Regions from separate parts of the Mus musculus genome. Here region 2 is linked to region 1. Evidence: chromatin loops called from intact Hi-C (ENCODE). Cell type or tissue: left cerebral cortex. All regions are shown on one strand. Each heading gives the region's core, and the rest is flanking DNA. Links, peaks and the distances in the headings are about the cores only.

Region 1 (2,895 bases), core at 396-2,895:
TGATGAGGAAGAAAATGTTGCTGTTGTCACTGTGTGACTTGGTAAGCTATCCAGCATAGAGTCTATGTATCATGAAGTAGTTTACAACTTTAAGTAAGATTGTGACTGTTAATTTTATTACAGATGAAACAGTGGGGAGGGTTCAAAGGTTTGGTTTGCGTGTGTGTGTGTTTCTGTCAGGCTACACTTTAGGAATGGTGACAGGATGAAGTGTCAGTGTCAGTGAAGAGGGTTTCAAAAGTCTGGGAGAGTAAGAAGGAAGGCCTGCAATTAGGGAGGGGCACAGGCCTTACCAAGTTTTGATGGTAATTTTAGAGTGCTGCCTATATTTTTCTTTGGTAGATTCTTCTTTTTTTTTTTTTTTCTAGGTAGAAAATGATAAAAATCTGGGCAGAGTGATACATGCCTATGATCCCAGCACCCAGGAGGCAGAGGCAGGAGCATCTTTGTGAGTTTATGGCCAGTCTGTTCTACATAAAGAGTTCCAGGATAGCCAGGACTACATAGAGAGACCCTGTCTGAAAACAAAAACCCCAAGCTCAATACCACCAACAAAAACAAAACAAAGAAATAAAAGGCAGGCTATTGACATGAAATGATAATACAGGTTCAAAAAGGTCTTAAAGATGACTGACTTGCAGCCGGGCGTGGTGGCGCACACCTTTAATCCCAGCACTTGGGAGGCAGAGGCAGGTGGATTTCTGAGTTCGAGGCCAGCCTGGTCTACAGAGTGAGTTCCAGGTCAGCCAGGACTACACAGAGAAACCCTGTCTCGAAAAAAAAAAAAAAAAATGACTGATTTGCAACCCAAAGTTGTGGGACTGAATAATTCTGGTGTTCAGAGACTGTTTTCTTTCTTCAAGTACTGGACAAGTTCAACAACCTACCAGCCAAAGGCTTGGTGGCAGAACTGAGTACTTAATGTCACCAAATGGTTTTGGAGCTAAAAAAATATTAGCAAACCAAGGTTGGGTACTTTCTTCTTCTTTGGAAAAGAAGTTCCTATTTTCAAAGTACTTCTAGTGAAGTCTGAAGATTAGGGAAGTGAAGGTGTCCGGGAGCTGAATTTCTGTTCCCTCCATGCAAGTGGCTCACAGCCTCTGTGGGCGGGGCCTCGTGCCGCCAGCGCATTCCGCTGAGCAATAGAATATCTTTAAAGTACATATTCAGTTCCCAGAAAAGGAATTGCTCTTCAGAAAGAAAAAGATCAAAAGGAAGTTACTTGTTTTAAAAAGGTTAAAAAGTCTGGAAGAAGCGCGTGAGACGCGAGTGTCCTTAACCTTAAACCTTTATGTGACTTAGTCTGCAAAAAGCTGCAGCAACTGAATTCCCAACCTTTGAGGGTTATAAATACCAAGGCGATTTTTAATCCCTGCGCTCGGGAGGTAGAGGCATGTGAATCTCTGTGAGTTCAGAGCCACCCTGGTCTACACAGCGAGTTCCAAGGCAGCCAGGGCTACATGGTGAAACAAGATGGTGGAATAGGGATATAGCTCAAGGTGGGGTACTTGTCTAGGATGTGTGAGGTCGTAGGTTCAATTCCAATCACCACAAAAATAAAAACACTAAGGGGAAGAAAACGAACTTTGGCTTTCTTTTTCCATCTTTCCACAAGATGAGGCAGATAACTCGAAGCTCAATATCCACATTTAGAAGACTCCTTCCATCCCTACCCGTCTTAATCCGAGCACAGCCATGACTCAACTCCCGGAGGCAACAAGCCCAGGCCACAACGAACATGGACGGCCAGGCTTCTCTTCTGCCTAGTGCGCAGGTTCTACCTTGGACCCCACCTCTTTCCTTCCATTCCTCTCTTCTCCAGCAGAGGGCGCAGGCACTGAGTTTTCTTTGGGCTCCGCCCCGCCCGTCCCAGTGGGTCAGGGCGGGAGCAGTGGGCGCGGAAACTTGGTCGAGGCTTTCCGGGAGCCGCGGGGCACGCGGGTGCACGCGAGCTCGTGCGCGCGTTGGGGGTCGCCGCGGCGTGCCGTGCTTGCCCGTCTCCGGCGCGCGCCCCCGCGTTGCGCCGGCCGCGCTCGCGCCCGCGCAGGGGCGCGCCTCAGGGCGGGCGCCTCCCTCTCACTCCCTGGGCTGCGAGCGCCGGCGGTGGTTGCCGGAGAGGCCCCTCCTTCTCGCCCGGCTCCATTCCCTCGCTCGCGGCCGAGCGGGCTCCCGACCCTCCGCTGGCCATGGCCGGCAACGTGAAGAAGAGCTCGGGCGCCGGCGGCGGCGGCTCTGGGGGCTCGGGAGCGGGCGGCCTGATCGGGCTCATGAAGGACGCCTTCCAGCCGCACCACCACCACCACCACCTCAGCCCGCACCCTCCCTGCACGGTGGACAAGAAGATGGTGGAGAAGTGCTGGAAGCTCATGGACAAGGTGAGCGGCCTGCGGGCGCGCGCGGCGCCGGGTGGGCGTGGGCGGTGGGGCGCCAGGGAGGGCTGCCGTTGGCAGTTGGGAACGTTGAGGTGTGGGGGAGCCAGACAAAGATGGGGTGGGGGCTGGGGGAGGGCTGGTCACCGCGCCACCCGGGCGGAAGTGCGATGGGGGTGCGGAGCTTGGGGATGTGGGTCGTCGAGTGAGCCCCGGGAGGTGGGCCTGGGGTGCTGGGGGTGGGATGTGTGTTGGATCTGCCGGCTACGGCTCCGGGTTTGGAAGAGGAGTCGCCCTGGGTGAGGGACTTGGGTTCAGGAGGCGGCCCGGCTGACTGCGGTCAGGGTGAGCTTATAGTTTTTTCTCATTAAGATGTAGCACACAGATCAAAGAAAAAGAGGTGGGTTTAAATGGGGGCAGGGAAGGAAGGAACTTCCCTTCTCCGCTAAGGATGGCTTAAGTTTTTGTCTTGCAAAGTGTTGGATGTAATCCATCGCTGCTGCTGAGATAGGCACTGGTTAAACCA
Region 2 (2,895 bases), core at 124-2,623, 53 kb before region 1:
TGGCCAAAGCAGGCTGTGACTGGGTCAAGGTTAACCTTGGAGCTGCCTGCAGGCTTTGTCATAACTACTATCCCCTGTCTCTTCATAACTAGTGTCCTCTTGAGCCCTTAGAGAGGGGGGATGTGAAGAGGCGTGAGAGGCTGTCTCAAAGTCTCAAGAATTATACATTCAAGTCCTTTGTACTTTAGGGTTGGGTGGGGCTGCGCTCCAAAGCTGAACTGCAAGAGATAAGCAATGAGGGGTTTGTGTATGCAGATAGACCGACAGCTTCCCAACCCCCCTGGGCACCTACCGCTCAAGGACCTGCCTCTCTGAGTAACATCAAGTCTCCCTCCCTTGGTGACCTCCGGGTTGACCTCAGTCCTAGGTCCAAAAAAGGGCCCCATTCGGGCCCCAACTCTGCAGGCATAGCTTTCACCACCTCCATCCTTGCTACTCGCGGAGTGAGGGGCAGTACGGGCCCTTTAAGAGCAGCAGGACCAGCGAGCAGAAGCTTGGAAGAGAACACTGCCGCCCGACTAGGTCCAGAGGACAGGCGCTGGGGACCAGACTACGAGAACCCGGCGGGTTCATCCAAGTGGGATCGCGGCGGGACCTCAACCATCTCTCCGCAACTGTGTCATCCTTTCTGACCCGAGCCCTGCCTTCCTCTACTGCCCGCCCTGGCCTAGCCCCGCCCCGGCCCGGGCCACCGGGACAGGGAGCCGGGGCGCGGGTGCCGCAGCCAGAGGCAGGTGAAGAGAGCCGGAGTGTCCACCTCCCGCGCCGCAACGCTGAGCATCCGGGTCGAACATCCCGGTTGAGCATCTCTGCTGAGCATCCTTGCGTCGCAGCGGCCGGAGACGCGTCAAGGTGACCAGGCGAGCAGGGGACAAGAGGGTCGGCTTGGAGGGTCTGGGGTCTGTCGCTGTTTGGGGGAACAGTCCGGAGGAGCGGGATGGGGAGGCCGGCCGAGGAGCGGTGCCAGTCCGTGCAGAGAGGGGCTCGGAGCCGAGGCCAGAGCCTCCCCCGGCCCACCCTGTGCCTCCTAGCTTCCCCGACCTCCGAGCGGGTGGTTACCCTCGCCCGGCCCCCAGGGACTGCTTGTCTGTGGGGTAAGGAGATTAAGGCCGCGGCGGGGAGGGAGGAGCGGGCACAGCTTCGATGGGCCAGGCGAGCAAGGCCAGGCTGAGACTGCCAAGGAACGAGGCGAGGTCGCAACTGAGTGTCACTGCACCACCGGGTGTGTGCTGCCCGAGTGCATAAGACCCGGCGGGAAAAGGGGTGCGGACAGTTGGGGGATCTGCCCGGAGAAGGAGGCTGGGGTGGGAGGAGTGGAGGCGGGGCAGCATCGGAAAGCTATGGCGCCTTGAGCAAGGGCTGGAGGGTCTGCCCGGAGCTAAGCAGGCCCTCTCCTGCAGGCCGGCTGCGTGATGGCGGAGAAGGCATTGGAGGCCGTGGGCTGTGGACTGGGCCCTGGGGCTGTGGCCATGGCTGTGACACTGGAGGACGGGGCAGAGCCCCCTGTGCTGACCACGCACCTAAAGAAGGTGGAGAACCATATCACAGAAGCACAGCGCTTCTCTCACCTGCCCAAGCGCTCTGCTGTGGACATCGAGTTCGTGGAACTGTCCTATTCCGTGCGGGAGGGGCCCTGCTGGCGCAAACGGGGTAGGTGGCAGCCCCATGGGACTCTCCCTGAGTTGCCTTTCCAGGAGCATAAGTCCTGGGGATACCCTACTCTGCGAGCTTTGTGGGCCCTAACCCTCACTGCACAACTGCAGTTGAGGTACAAGATCCCTGCTCCCCACATCTGCCAGCACTATGGGAGTTCAAACAGCTATTGAAGCTTTTTCTTCTAAATAGACCCTATGACCTCTCAATCTCTCAGTCTCTCTCAGTCTTCTCTCTCTCAGTCTCTTCTCTCTCTTAGTCTTCTCTTTCTCAGTCTTCTCTCTCTCTCAGTCCTCTCTCTCTCTCAGTCCTCTCTCTCTCTCTCTCTCTCTCTCTCTCTCTCTCTCTCTCTCTCTCTCTCTCTCTCTCCCTGCCTGTGAAGGTCGGTTTGGGGAAGGGGACCACTCTATCTGTGGAGGCTGTTTTCAAGGTCCAACAGTATCCTTACACCTATTTTTAAAGATGTTCTCATTCCAGCCATCTTACTCCATTCTCGAATTGCCACAGTCCCTGGAATCGGGAGGGGTGGGGATCAGACAGAAGGGATGTCATGTTCGTGTTACCAATGAGGAAACTGGGACTTGGGGAAGTTGAATAACCTGACCAATGTCCCCCTGCTAGTAAGAGGCAGAGCAGAGCCCAAAGCCTAGAAACACTGGAGTTCCCCCATCCTCCTCTCTCCTCCCCATCAGGACAGGTTTCCTAGAGCCCCCCACAAGTGCCTAATCCAATAGCTGGGCTGGGAGCCTAGAGGTTGGGCTGGGTTTGCTTCCCAGAGCTGGGTGTGGGCTAGGGGTGGGGCTGAGACGATGTCCTCTCTGGCTTAAGAAATAGCTTTGGGGTGCTTCAGAACAGGGCTCAGCATCAGCTGTCTCTACATGTTTGCTCATTTCCATAGGCGACCAAAGGGCACTGTGTGTGTGTGTGTGTGTGTGTGTGTGTGTGTATGAGAGAGAGAGAGAGAGAGAGAGAGAGAGAGAGAGAGAGAGAGAGAGAGAGAGAGAGAGAGAGAGAGAGAGAGAGCTAGTGGACTAGGCATCTGGGCTCCTAAACCTGAGCTGTCTCTTTCAGAGCAGCTCTGGACTGAATGATGAGGTTCTTGTTATTTCCTTGGCCTTCGGAACTTTGTGCTAAGAAGAATGTGGCTAGATTAGGCATTAGGCACATCTCCTTATCAGGGTGGTGGGTGCTCTGGTGAGGGACTCCTCCCTTTAACCTTGCCAGCCTCATCTACCCTCTTAT

Evidence for each region. Peaks named below come from ENCODE experiments on the same cell type or tissue, not always from the same donor. Only the 100,000 strongest peaks of a DNase experiment are listed, where the experiment ranks them.
Region 2: it touches region 1 in a loop (6-fold over the local background); 1 of 42 quality-filtered maps calls a loop at or near these places.

What each region holds. Positions count from the first base shown.
Region 1 is chr9:44,233,180-44,236,074 of GRCm38, reverse strand. Cbl (Casitas B-lineage lymphoma) reads left to right here and starts at 2,029. Exons shown (of 16, transcript NM_007619.2): 1 at 2,029-2,375. The coding sequence starts at 2,187. In left cerebral cortex, for the core only: CTCF peaks have their summits at 929 and 1,826 (motif pointing right); DNase peaks (open chromatin) are centred at 1,122, 1,462, 1,857 and 2,770; H3K4me3 peaks cover 1,799 bases; H3K27ac peaks cover 1,882 bases.
Region 2 is chr9:44,285,971-44,288,865 of GRCm38, reverse strand. Abcg4 (ATP binding cassette subfamily G member 4) reads left to right here and starts at 622. Exons shown (of 15, transcript NM_138955.3): 1 at 622-852; 2 at 1,401-1,650. The coding sequence starts at 1,413. In left cerebral cortex, for the core only: no CTCF peak of the experiment used is centred there; DNase peaks (open chromatin) are centred at 484, 1,280 and 1,569; H3K4me3 peaks cover 2,146 bases; H3K27ac peaks cover 1,540 bases.